Linked DNA regions of Homo sapiens: region 2 is linked to region 1. A link is an interaction called in ENCODE POLR2A ChIA-PET data of the cell type or tissue named here. Cell type or tissue: OCI-LY7. All regions are shown on one strand. Links, peaks and the distances in the headings refer to the core of each region. The heading gives the core; the rest is flanking DNA. Region 1 overlaps NEMF (nuclear export mediator factor). Region 2 has its middle 5.8 kb from the start of SOS2.

Region 1 (4,397 bases), core at 268-4,267:
AAAAACCATTTGACAAAATTCAACATTTGTTTGTGATAAAAACACTCAGCAAACTAGGAATAGAAGGGATATTCCTCAACTTGGTAAACAAGCATTTATGAAAAACCGACAGCTAACAATCATACTTAATGCTGAAAGATTGGGTACCTTCCTCCTCCCATCAGTAATAAGACAAATATGTCTGTTCTTGCCATTTCTATTTAACATTATACTGGTGGTTCTATATAGGTCATTAGGCAATAAAAAGAAAAAAAAATCCAAATTAGGCAAAAGTAAAGCTACCTATGTTTACAGTTGATATGGTCACACACATTTAAAAAACCTAAAGAATCTACCAGTAATTATCAGAGCTAATAAACAAGTTCAGCAATGTCCAGGATATGAGATCAGTAAACAAAAATCAGTTGTATTTCTGTACACTACCAGTGAACAATCTGAAAAGGAAATTAATAAAACAATTCAATTTATAATTAGCATTAAAAAGAATAAAATACTTAGGAATCAATTTACCAAAAGACTTACAACGCTTATAGATAACAAACTATAAAATTATTTTAAGGAATTAAAGACCTAAATTGGACATCCCATGTATATGTATTGGAAGTCTTAATATTGTTCTGATAGCAGTACTCCCCAGTAATCTAGGAATTCACTGTAATCCCTCTCAAAATTGCAGCTGCTTTTTTTGTTTTGTTTTGAAACAGGGTCTCCTGTCACCCAGGCTGTAATAAAGTGGTGCGATTGGCTCACTGCAGCCTTGAACTTTCAGGCTGAAGCGATCCTCCCATCTCAACCTCCTGAGTAGTTGGGACCATAGACATTTGCCACTGTGCCCAACTTATTTTTGTGTTTTTTGTAGAGATGAGGTTTTGCCATGTTGTCCAGACTAGTGTCGAGCTCCTGAGCTCGAGCAGTCCATCCACTTTGACCTCCTAAAGTACTGGGATTACAGGCATGAGCCACTGCCCCTGGCCCTGCATTTTATTTTATTTTATTTTTTCAGAGATGGAGAAGCTGATTCTAAAATTCATGTGGTAATGCAAGGAGACTCAGATTAGCGAAAGCAGTATTGAAAATGAAGAGCAAATTTTGAAGGACTCATGTTTCCTGATTTTAAAGCTTTCTACAGAGTAACAGTAATCAGGACACTGGTACTGGCATGAGGATGGACAAATAGATCAAGGGATAGAATCGAGATTCCAGAAATAAACCTGTAGTTTATGGTCAGTTAATTTTCAGCAGGGGTGCCAAGACCAATGGGGATAGAATTTCCTCTTTCTTTTTTTCTTTTTTTAATTTTTTGTTTTTGGTTTTTTGAGATGGAGTCTTGCACTGTCACCCAGGCTGGAGTGCAGTGGTGTGATCTCGGCTCATGCAAGCTCTGCCTCCTGGGTTCACACCATTCTCCTGCCTCAGCCTCCCGAGTAGCTGGGACTACAGGCGCCCTCCACCACGCCCGGCTAATTTTTTGTATTTTTAGTAGAGACGAGTTTTCACCGTGTTAGCCAGGATGGTCTTGATCTCTTGACCTTGTGATCCGCCCGCCTCAGCCTCCCAAAGTGCTGGGATTACAGGCACGAGCCACCGCACCCGGCCTCTTTTTTTAAATAGACATTTTTTTCGACCAGTTTTAGGTTCACAACAAAATTGAGCAGAATGTATAGTGATTTCCCTCATACCCCCTGCTGCATGCATGCGTAGCCTCCCCTATTATCGATATCCCCCACCAGAACGGTACATTTGTTACAACTAATGAACCTACATTGACACATCATTATGGCCCAGAGTCCATAGTTTGCATTAGAGTTCACTCTCTTTTTTTGAGACAGAGTCTCGCTCTGTTGCCCAGCCTGGAGTGCAGTTGCGTAATCTCAGCTTACTGCAACGTCTGCCTCCCAGGTTCAAGCGATTCTCCTGCCTCAGCCTCCAGAGTAGCTGGAATTAACAGGCACGTGCCACCACACCCAGCTAGTTTTTGTATTTTTAGAAGAAACAGGGTTTTACTATGTTGGCCAGGCTGGTCTCGAACTCCTGACAAGTGTTCTGCCCACCTCAGCCTCCCAAAGTGCTGGGATTACAGGCATGAGTCACCAAGCCCAGCCAGGGTTCACTCTTGATGTATATAGTCTTTGAGTTTGGACAAATGTGTAAAACATGTATCTGCCATTGTATTATCATACAGATTTAGTTTGGTTGTGCTAAAAAAGTCCTCTGTGCCCTGCCTGTTCATCCCTCCCTTCCCCCAACCCCCGACAACCACTGATCTTTAAAGGCTGGCTTCTTCACTTAGTAGTATGCTTTTACCTTTCCTCCATGTCTCTTCATGGCTTGATAGCTCATTTCTTTTTATCCCTGAATAATATTCAGTTGTCTGGATGAACCACAGTTTATCCATTAATCTACTGAATTTGGTTGCCCCCATGTTTTGGCAATATGAATAAAGCTACTATAAACATCTGTGCAGGTTTTTGTACAGATATAAGTTTTCAGTTCATTTTGGTAAATACCAAACATCAATATTGTTGAATCACATGGTAAGAGTATTTTTAGTTTTGTAAGAAACCACCAGACTGTCTATTCTAAAGTGGCTGTACCCTTTTACATCACCACCAGCAATGGGAGTTCCTGTTGTTCCACTGCCACCAGAATTTAGTGTTGTCAGTGTTTTGGATTTTGGCCATTATCATTGATGCATAGTGTATTTCAATGTTGTTGTAATTTGCATTTCCTTGGTGACATATGATGCAGAGCATCTTTTCATATGCTTATTAGATATTCATATGTATATCTTCGATGCAGTATCTGTTAAAAGTCTTTGGCCCATTTGTTAATTGGGCTGTTTGTGTTTTTACTGTTGAGTTCTAAGAGTTTTTTTATATTTTAGATAACAATCTTTTATCTGCTATGTCTTTTGCAAGTATTTTCTGCCAGTCAGTGGCTTAACTTTTTAACGGTAGTATGGCACTACTAGATATCCACATGCAAAAGATTGAGGTTAGACCTCTTAATCACACCATTTATAAAAATTAACTTAAAATGCATCCAAGACCTAAACTTAAAAGCCAGAAGTATAAAGCTGCTAGAAGAAAACAAGGCATAAATTTTTATGATCTTGTATCATGCAGTAATTTCTTAGATATGATACCAAAATCATAAGTAATCAAACAAAAAACAGGTAAGTTAGACATAAAATTAAAAACCTTAATTCAGCCCGGCACGGTGGCTCATGCCTGTAATCCCAACACTTTGGGAGGCCGAGGCAGGTGGATCACCTGAGGTCAAGAGTTCGAGACCAGCCTGGCCAACATGGTGAAACCCTGTATCAACTAAAAAATATGAAAAATTAGCCTGGTATGATGGCGGGTGCCTGTAATCCAAGCTACTTGGGAGGCTGAGTCAGGAGAATCGCTTGGACCCTGGAGGCGAAGGTTGCAGTGAGCTGAGATGGCATCATTGCACTCCAGCCTGGGCAATGAGCGAAATTCTGTCTCAAAAAATAAAATAAATAAATAAAACCTTAATCCAAGGAACATTATCAAGAAAGTAAAAAGACAACCCACAGAATAAGAGAAAATATTTGCAAATCATATATCTGATGAGTCTAGTGTCCAAAGAATTCCTAAGTTTCAACAATAGAAAGGGAAGTAACCCAGCTGAAAAATGAGCAAGAGATTTGAATGGATATTTCTGCAAAGATACGTGAATGGCCAACAATCACATGAAACGATTCTCAGTATCATCAGTTATTAGGAAAATTTAAATCAAAATCACAAGATACCAGTCAGGCGCTGTGGCTCATGCATGTAATCCCAGCACTTTGGGAGGCAGAGGCAGGTAAATCACTTGAGGTCAGGAGTTTGAGACCAGCCTGGCCAGTATAGTGAAACCCCATCCCTAGTAAAAAAATATATATATATAAAAATTAGCCGGGCGTAGTGGTGCATGCCTGTAATCCCAGCTACTCAGGAGGCTGAGGCAGGAGAATCACTTCCCAGGTGGTGGAGGTTGCAGTGAGCCGAGATCACGCCACTGCACTCCAGCCGGGGTGAAAAGAGAGAGACTCCGTCTCAAAAAAAAAAAAAAAAAAAAATCACAAGATACCACTTTATACCCACTAACATGTGCTGGTGATGATGCTGGAGAAAACAATAACACGTGTTGGTGATGATGGTGGAGAACATAGAATACTGCTGGTAGGAATGGACAATGATACAGCTGCTGTGGGAAGTGGTTTGGCAGTTCCAAAAAATGTTAAACATAATTGACCCAGCAATTCCTCTCTTAGGTATATACCCAAGATGAGCAAAGGTATGTGTCTACACAAAACTTGTTTGCAGATATTGATAGCAGCATTATTTATAATAGCCAAGAAATGGAAACAATCCATATGTCATTCA
Region 2 (4,397 bases), core at 277-4,276, 430 kb before region 1:
TGGTGAGCTACCTTGCCTGACCAGTCCTAGCTATCTGAAAGGTTGAGATGGGGATCCCTTGAGCCCAAGAGTTCAAGGCTGCAGGGAGCTATGATTGCACCACTGCACTCCAGCCTGGGTAACAGTGAGACCCTGTCTAATGATAATAATAATACATTCATTCAGAGAATACAGAATCATTGGAAGGCTAATGAAGTAGATTCTGGTTGAGCTTTCAGGAACAAGTCCCAAAGCCACACCACAGAACCAGGCCACTAAGAGAGTAATTTCAAAACAATTATGATCCACAGAGAACTGCCACACCATGAGTCTAGCCATTGCTGCTGCCACATAAAACTAGTGACTGAATGGTGCTTGCTAACAGAAATATCAGAGTTGCGGCTTCCAACTCACTTCTGCCTTCTTCTTTTTTTTTTTTTTTTTTTTTTTTGAGAGGGAGTCTCGCTCTTGTCACCCAGGCTGGGTTGCAGTGGTGTGATCTCGGCTCACTGCAACCTCCACCTCCTGGGTTCAAGCTATTCTCCTGCCTCAGCCTCCTGAGTCGCTGGGATTACAGGCGCCCATCACCACGCCCGGCTAATTTTTGTACTTTTAGTAGGCAGAGTTTCGCCATGTTGGCCAGGCTGGTCTTGAACTCCTAACCTCAGGTGATCCATCCACCTCAGCCTCCCAAAGTGCTGGGATTACAGGCGTGAGCCACCGTGCCTGGGCTCACTTCTGCCTTCTATATCTCACTCTAGTGTATCTGATAGACTGGGAGCTATACTGAACAGATTACGAATACGTTCGTTGTTGACAGCTCAACTTCATTAACTGTCAGGAATTTGAAGGATTCTATTGCGATAACATAAATAACAAAAATTTGAATGATGCTTTTTTTCAGTCACTAGTTTTATGTGGCAGCAGCAATGGCTAGACTCATGGTGTGGCAGTTCTCTGTGGATCATAATTATTTTGAAATTACTCTCTTAGTGGCCTGGTTCTGTGATGTGGCTTTGGGACTTGTTCCTGAAAGCTCAACCAGAATCTACTTCATTAGCTTTCCAATGATTCTGTATTCTCTGAACGAATGTATTATTATTATTATTATTAGACAGGGTCTCACTGTTACCCAGGCTGGAATGCAGTGGTGCAATCATAGCTCCCTGCAGCCTTGAACTCTTGGGCTCAAGGGATCCCCATCTCAACCTTTCAGATAGCTTTTTTTTTTTTTTTTTTTTGAGACGGAGTCTTGCTCCCCCAGACTGGAGTGCAGTGCCACGATCTTGGCTCACTGCAAGCTCCGCCTCCGGGGTTCACACCATTCTCCTGCCTCAGCCTCCCGAGTAGCTGGGACTACAGGCACCTGCCACCACGCCAGGCTAATTTTTTGTGTTTTCAGTAGAGACAGGGTTTCACCGTGGCCAGGATTGTCTCGATCTCCTGACTTTGTGATTCGACCGCCTCGGCCTCCCAAAGTGCTGGGATTACAGGCGTGAGCCACCACGCCCAGCAATGCTTTGCCCTTTCACCTTGATTATAGGAGATGGTGTTTGGAACAGCTACTTCCCCCACGTACGATGACTTTCCACCTGGTGGTGGTGGCAATATTTGGATGACCTCGGTGGCATCTTCATACCTTGGAGAACCAGAAAACACTCTTTTTGCTCAATAGCACGTTGTATGTAACATATAAACATACAATGCCTTTTTTGTGGGGAGTGGGGAGGCATACTTTTAAATCGATCTTTTGGAGTTTCATACAAAATTATAGTTCCTCTTGGGAAGACCTTTTAGGTATGCTGTCTCTTACAGGGGGTTGGGCATGAGCCTCCCATAAGGGTCAGAGGACAAAGGCCTGTCTGAGGGCCTGCTTCAACTTCTTTCAGGCAGGTGGCTGTGAGAGGACCGAGCTGGCTATGGCAGCAACCCATGAAAGTGAGTGATAACAACATTTATTGTTTCCTGTGGCGTTGCTTTGCTTTGCTATTGACTGGTAGCGCTTGTAGCTTTAAATAAATTGAGGAAGTATGAGAGAGTAAATGGAAGAAATGTTGAGTAAGTCCTTCTTGAAAATGTTTTCAAGTGGGAGAATATTAGTGGTAAATTTCTAACTGTCTTTTAACATTTTAATTGGGCTTGGATCATTCACATTTTCCCCAAATCCTTTCTAAATTAAAAAAAAGGTAAAGGCCAGGTGCAGTGGTTCATGCCTGTAACGGGTGCAGTGGTTCATGCAGTGGTTCATGCAGTCCCAGTACATTGGAAGGCCGAGGCAGGAGGATCGCTTAAGACCAGGAGTTCAAGACCAGCCTGGGCAACAGAACAAGACCCCCATCTCTTAAAAAAAAAAAAAAATACAAATTACAAAATAAATTAGCTGGGCTTGGTGGTGCATACCTGTAGTCCTAGCTACCTGGGAGGCTGAGGCAGGAGGACCCCTTGAGCCTAGGAGTTCAAGGCTGCAGGGAGCTAGTATGATCACGCTACCGCACTCCAGCCTGGGTGACAGAGCGAGACCCTGTCTCTTAAAAAAAATTAATTTAAAAAGGGAAGCAAAATTACAATCTGTCAAATTATTGGCTGGGTGCAGTGGCTCTCGCCTATAATCCCAGCACTTTGGGAGGCTGAAGAAGGCGGATCACCTGAGGTCAGGAGTTCGAGACCAGCCTGGCCAACATGACTAAACCCCGTCTCTACTAAAAATACAAAAAAATTAGCCGGTCTTGGTGGTGTGTGCCTGTAATCCCAGCTACTCGGGAGGCTGAGGCAGGAGAATTGCTTGAACCTGGGAGGCAGAGGTTGCAGTGAGCCAAGATCGCACCACTGCACTCCAGCCTGGGTGACAGAGTGGGACTCTGTCCCGAAAAAAAAAAAAAATATATTAGCATGATAGTTAGCATATTTCAGTACAAATTTGTGATTAAGCTTTTTGTTATGTATACATATGCCCTCCCTCTTATAGTATCAGTGTGTTTAATACTTGCATTTTTTTGTTTTATTTTTATTTTTTTGAGATGGTCTCCCTTTTTTGCCCAGGCTGGAGTGCAGTGGCGCGATCTCGGCTCACTGCAACCTCCTCCACCTCCCGGGTTCAAGTGATTCTCCTGCCTCAGCCTCCTGAGTAGCTGGGATTACAGGCACCCACCACTATTCCTGGCTAATTTTTGTATTTTTAGTAGAGACGGGGTTTCACCATTTTGGCCAGGCTGGTCTCAAACTCCTGACCTCAGGTGATCTGCCCGCCTCAGCCTCCCAAATGCTGGGATTACAGGCATGAGCCACCACGCCCAGCCTAATTTTTTATTTTTTAACACTTGAAGCAAAAGTTTATAGTTAGACTGGAAATTTTTCATTAAAAATAACTCTTAATTAGTGTTTTGAATAAGTGCCATTTTTATGTGGTTGCAAATTCAAAAGTCACAATAAGGGGTCTAGACAAAGTTGGCTGACACCTATAATCTTACTACTTTGGTAGGCCAAGGAGGGAGGCTCTCTTGAGCCCAGGTGTTTTTAGACCAGTCTGGGCAACATAGCAAGACCCCCATCTCAACAACAACAAAAGTCACAAAAAGGTACACGGTGAAAAATCTCCCTTTCATCTCCAGCCACCCAGTTTTCATCCCTGTGGCAACAAAAATCTTTGTAGCCTTGCTGATATGGTTTGGCTGTGTCCCCACCGAAATCTCATCTTGAATTGTAGTTCCTATAATCCCCAAGTGTCATGGGAGGGACCCGGTAGGATGTGATTGAATCATGGGGGCGATTACTCCCATGCTGCAGTTCTCATGATAGTGAGTTCTCACAAAATCTGATGGTTTTATAAGGGCCTTTTCCCACTTTTGCTCAGCACTTCTCCTTGCTGCCGCTATGTGAAGAAGGACATGTTTGCTTCCCCTTCCACCATGATTGTAAAGTTTCCTGAGGCCTCCCCAGCCCTGTGGAATTGTGAGTTGTTTAAACCTCTTTCCTTTATAAATTACCCAGTATTGGGTATGTCTTTATTGGCAGCATGCGAACAGACCAATACGGTAAATGCAGAGAAATTATTTGAGTCAAATGCTTATATAATAAAATGCTGCATTCCTTATATATATATATATATATATATATGAGGAACCATACTTGCAGTACTATACATCCTGCACTTTTCATTTTGCAGCATATCTTAGATAATGTTCCACAGAGGCCTGGTTATTTTAAAATAACTTTATAGGTTCCACTGTATGGATTTACTATTATTTATTGAACTAGTCCCCTATTCCTACTGATGATTATTTAAACTGTTTATTTCTAGGGCGTTTTTTGTTTTGCTTTACTTCTGGTATAATAAACAACACTGCAATGAATAACCTTGTCTCTAAGTGACTTCATGTAAGAGCAAGTATATCTACAGGACATATTCCTAGAATTTGCTA

Evidence for each region. Peaks named below come from ENCODE experiments on the same cell type or tissue, not always from the same donor. Only the 100,000 strongest peaks of a DNase experiment are listed, where the experiment ranks them.
Region 2: POLR2A ChIA-PET joins it to region 1 with 5 read pairs; 3 of 35 experiments call an interaction of 5 or more read pairs at or near these places.

What each region holds. Positions count from the first base shown.
Region 1 is chr14:49,807,286-49,811,682 of GRCh38, reverse strand. The region is part of intron 18 of NEMF (nuclear export mediator factor); the gene reads left to right. Among named protein-coding and RNA genes, the nearest start is that of KLHDC2, 41 kb to the right of the region's middle. In OCI-LY7, for the core only: no CTCF peak of the experiment used is centred there; no DNase peak of the experiment used is centred there.
Region 2 is chr14:50,235,197-50,239,593 of GRCh38, reverse strand. No RefSeq gene overlaps it. Among named protein-coding and RNA genes, the nearest start is that of SOS2, 5.8 kb to the right of the region's middle. RefSeq lists silencers at 1,891-2,030, 1,836-2,036. In OCI-LY7, for the core only: no CTCF peak of the experiment used is centred there; a DNase peak (open chromatin) is centred at 1,933.